Linked DNA regions of Mus musculus: region 2 is linked to region 1. A link is a loop called in an ENCODE intact Hi-C map of the cell type or tissue named here. Cell type or tissue: left cerebral cortex. All regions are shown on one strand.

The links. A loop is a pair of places that touch in the nucleus more often than their neighbours do. Peaks named below come from ENCODE experiments on the same cell type or tissue, not always from the same donor. Only the 100,000 strongest peaks of a DNase experiment are listed, where the experiment ranks them.
Region 2: a loop joins it to region 1, with 7 times the contacts of the local background. A loop is called at or near these places in 14 of 42 quality-filtered maps.

The regions. Positions count from the first base shown.
Region 1 is chr4:67,921,230-67,923,729 of GRCm38, forward strand. No RefSeq gene overlaps it. Among named protein-coding and RNA genes, the nearest start is that of Gm23738, 260 kb to the right of the region's middle. In left cerebral cortex, no CTCF peak of the experiment used is centred here; no DNase peak of the experiment used is centred here.
Region 2 is chr4:67,803,860-67,806,359 of GRCm38, forward strand. No RefSeq gene overlaps it. Among named protein-coding and RNA genes, the nearest start is that of Gm23738, 380 kb to the right of the region's middle. In left cerebral cortex, no CTCF peak of the experiment used is centred here; a DNase peak (open chromatin) is centred at 1,446.

The DNA.
Region 1 (2,500 bases):
AAGAATGCGAATCGATCCATACTTATCTCCTTGTACTAAGGTCAAATCTAAGTGGATCAAGGAACTTCACATAAAACCAGAGACACTGAAACTTATAGAGGAGAAAGTGGGGAAAAGCCTTGAAGATATGGGCACAGGGGAAAAATTCCTGAACAGAACAGCAATGGCTTGTGCTGTAAGATCGAGAATTGACAAATGGGACCTAATGAAACTCCAAAGTTTCTGCAAGGCAAAAGACACTGTCTATAAGACAAAAAGACCACCAACAGACTGGGAAAGGATCTTTACCTATCCTAAATCAGATAGGGGACTAATATCCAACATATATAAAGAACTCAAGAAGGTGGACCTCAGAAAATCAAATAACCCCCTTAAAAAATGGGGCTCAGAACTGAACAAAGAATTCTCACCTGAGGAATACCGAATGGCAGAGAAGCACCTGAAAAAATGTTCAACATCCTTAATCATCAGGGAAATGCAAATCAAAACAACCCTGAGATTCCACCTCACACCAGTGAGAATGGCTAAGATCAAAAATTCAGGTGACAGCAGATGCTGGCGAGGATGTGGAGAAAGAGGAACACTCCTCCATTGTTGGTGGGATTGCAGGCTTGTACAACCACTCTGGAAATCAGTCTGGCGGTTCCTCAGAAAATTGGACATAGTACTACCGGAGGATCCAGCAATACCTCTCCTGGGCATATATCCAGAAGAAGCCCCAACTGGTAAGAAGGACACATGCTCCACTATGTTCATAGCAGCCTTATTTATAATAGCCAGAAACTGGAAAGAACCCAGATGCCCCTCAACAGAGGAATGGATACAGAAAATGTGGTACATCTACACAATGGAGTACTACTCAGCTATTAAAAAGAATGAATTTATGAAATTCCTAGCCAAATGGATGGACCTGGAGAGCATCATCCTGAGTGAGGTAACACAATCACAAAGGAACTCACACAATATGTACTCACTGATAAGTGGATACTAGCCCAAAACCTAGGATACCCACGATATAAGATACAATTTCCTAAACACATGAAACTCAAGAAAAATGAAGACTGAAGTGTGGACACTATGCCCCTCCTTAGAAGTGGGAACAAAACACCCATGGAAGGAGTTACAGAAACAAAGTATGGAGCTGAGATGAAAGGATGGACCATGTAGAGACTGCCATATCCAGGGATCCACCCCATAATCAGCTTCCAAATGCTGACACCATTGCATACACTAGCAAGATTTTACTGAAAGGACCCAGATGTAGCTGTCTCTTGTGAGACTATGCCGGGGCCTAGCAAACACAGAAGTGGATGCTCACAGTCAGCTAATGGATGGATCACAGGGCTCCCAATGGAGGAGCTAGAGAAAGTACCCAAGGAGCTAAAGGGATCTTCAACCCTATAGGTGGAACAACATTATGAACTAACCAGTACCCCTGAGCTCTTGACTCTAGCTGCATATGTATCAAAAGATGGCCTAGTCGGCCATCACTGGAAAGAGAGGCCCATTGGACACGCAGACTTTGTGTGCCCCGGTACAGGGGAACGCCAGGGCCAAAGGGGGGGAGTGGGTGGGTAGGGGAGTGGGGGTGGGTGGGTAAGGGGGACTTTTGGTATAGCATTGGAAATGTAAATGAGCTAAATCCCTAATAAAAAAAAAATATCAAAAAAAAAAAAAAAAAAAAAAAAAAAAAAAAGAAGAAGTAATCAACAGGATGATAAATTAAATGATTACTTAAGTTTTCATAAAATAAATAATGGAATATACTTTTTACTCTAGTATTTTGACTTTAAAAAGCCATGTTTCATGAAAATATAAAATATATATTCTGTGTATTTTATTTAGCTTATTCACAAGGTAACTAAAAATAAAGGAAAACTCAGAATTATCACATTGACAATCCATAGATCATGCATCTTTATTGTAGGAGTTTATAGCCAAACCAACTTCTGAATGTGTGTGTGTGAATGTGTGTGTGTGTGTGTGTGTGTGTAATTTTTATTTGCCTATTGTAACTGTGTCCTCAGTCTTACTGCTGAATAAACTCCCATTTTCTAGCTCTTTCTGAAGTCTGGCTGATTGGTTCAACTCAGCTGTTCTAGCTCAAATTCTTCTCCTAGCTGACTAATTCAAACTGTTCTCTATTAGCTTCTACCTATTTTGTTTTGATTGGACTCAAACTAACTCTACCTTTCTGTTTTAATCATCTGGCTACATCTCATGTTCTATCTCATTCTGTCTACCTGCAATCTATAATGGTAAAAATGTCCTAGTAAAACTGACTCTTCTTTCTCTTTGCACTGCTCTCTCAATATTCCTCTTTTCTGTACTGTTCTAGTGAGTGGTTGCTAAATTCTATCTCTGACTCATTCTGTTAAACCAAATCTTCCTCTGATTCATCACTTTGTCTGCACCTCAATTAGCTGTTACTTTCAAGCATGGTAGCTTTCTTCTACAAACTAGCCTTAGCTGTATTATTTGGGATTAAAGGTGTATACTA
Region 2 (2,500 bases), 120 kb before region 1:
AAAGAATGAAAGAATCTCTTATAAGCTTTGGGGCTAGAGGTATTTGGGAAGTGAAACACTGAAGAATACTTGTGTCTATGGACTTACATGATTCATACAGGAGATGAAAAAGGGATAAGTCACAGATAAGATGACTAAAACTGGCACAGTATGTATGAAGCTTTATGGGACAAAGATATTCCAATTTGAAAAGAAATGCTACAAAGAAGGAATTTACATGCGACTCAGAAACAGAGCCAACAGATTCATTGAAATGACACCACTGTTTGGGAAATTCTTAGGAATGTAATTTACTTGGTGTTGAATCCACCTCTGTCTGTCTAAAATCACAGAGAATGGGTGTCTTGTGACTGCTTTCAAATTTAAGACTGTTTACATTTCAAAGTCCATCTCTATTCTTGAAAATATATTACAAACTCCCCTTTAAATCTATTTTAAACTTGAGATCACTTCAAATCTATTGTTAATCATAAAGATCTCTTTGAGTTGACATTGATCTCTGATGTCTTTGAACCCAAACAGGGCTTAGAGACTAAAACTCCCAGTCTAGCCTTACTCTAACTTTACTTGGTGGAATGCATTTTGAAAAGCTGTAATTTCTTGTAGCTTGGAGAATACAAATCCTCCTAATCATATTTTCTGTTATTAAAATATCCAGTAACTAGGCACATGATATTTGTGTTAAAACATATTTGCTCATATACTCATCCAACTACATATTTTGTATATATGTGCAGTGTTTTTGTATGTATACGCTCTTATGATTGTGTGTATACCTGTTTAAATGTACATAGTTGGTATGCACACATGGACACACATGTAACTAGCACATATTCCAAAGGTTGATATTGTTTGTCTTTCTCTATAAGAAGTTTTCTCAGTGAACTCAAAGCTCATCAGTTTATTGATACTGGCTGGCCTGTAATCTGGCTCCACCCTCCCAGCAATGGGACAGCAAGAATGCCACTATATCTCGTTTCTTATGTGGATGTAATCCAAATTCAAATCCTCACACTTGCTTTGTAAGCAGTTTATTGATGAAGTCCTCTCCTTAGATATACTAGCTTTTAAGTACCCAGACTCTTCATAGAACTTTAAAAACAGTCCTTATAAACATTGCTGTTAGATTACATACTGTCTACATTTCTCTCCATTAATCTATTACAGGATTGGAGATACAATCTTTTGCCCACGGGTACCAAGTAAAATCATGTCTCCATCTGTCAGTTTCTGTTTTGTTTTCCTCCTTTATAATTGTGTATATATTTATGTTTATGTTGCATGTAAAAAATCTTAACTATATATGCCACTTAGGATGATTTTAATATCAAGAATATGGGGAGAGGCACAGTCCTGATGGCAGACCTGCTGGTATTTTGAAGTTGAGCACTAGGGAAACATTGAAATGCAATCCTTCCTCTGTGCAAAATGTACTTTGGTTCTGCATAATGCATTGTGCTTCAGGTGCCAAGTTCCAGATACAAGGAGAATTAATGGAAAAGCATCAGCAAAAAGCTTTACACTCTCAGAGGAAGTTCCCAGCTGCATTTAGGGGAATATTATTCAAGTTATTGAGTTTAGTTAAAAACAACAACAAAATCAACTTTTCTTGTCTTTATTGCTCATATCTCTAGACTTGGCAAAATAAAAAGAGGTGTACTATGCATTCATTTCCAGGCTTTGGGACATTGTGTACTGCAGAACTGCGCTTTAAAAGGGCCATGACCAGAGTAGCTATGAGCAGTAATAGTAGTGATAGTAGTGAATACTTACAGGTGATTTCTGAAAATTTTCATGCATATATCTTTTTTTTTCTTTCAAGGCTTTTATTTCCTACAGACTTGCTAATACCACCAAACATCAATCTTTCTTTTCTAGATTAATGATTTCTTCTAAAGACTAACACGACGATTGAAGCATAGTGGTGACATTCTAAATAAGACCTATTTCATTTGGTAAAAGTATATATTCCAGCTTGTGAGATGTAATGGCAGTCACCATCATGAAGACATGAGTTCAGTTTCAATCCCATAGCCAATATGGAAAGAAAACCAACCCCTGAAGGCTATTTTCTGATTTTCATAGAGACACTATTTTTTTCAGGCTGAAAGAATCCATACCATAAATATTATAAATATACCTATTTCAAATTGCTAAGATAAAATCACTGAATTAAGATTGGATGTAAACAGTGAGAATCATCAATTAAGACAGAAAAAAATGGGGCTAATGCACTCTCAGCTCATGCTAACATGTCTGTAGCAGGCATGGTTGACCAATAAACATAGCACCTGTAGTCAGGGGAACAAAGACAACTATTCCTTAATTAATTATTTCATACATTGTGGCTGGTCATCTTTCTCTACAATGTAGCTCAGGTGAATTTTTTCTTGTTGGGTATTATGGTTAGTTTCTCAGTCTGTCTTGATACAGTTGTTTCACATAATACAGCCTAGTCAAAATGACCTTGAACTTCTACGACTCATTCCTTCTTAAGTGG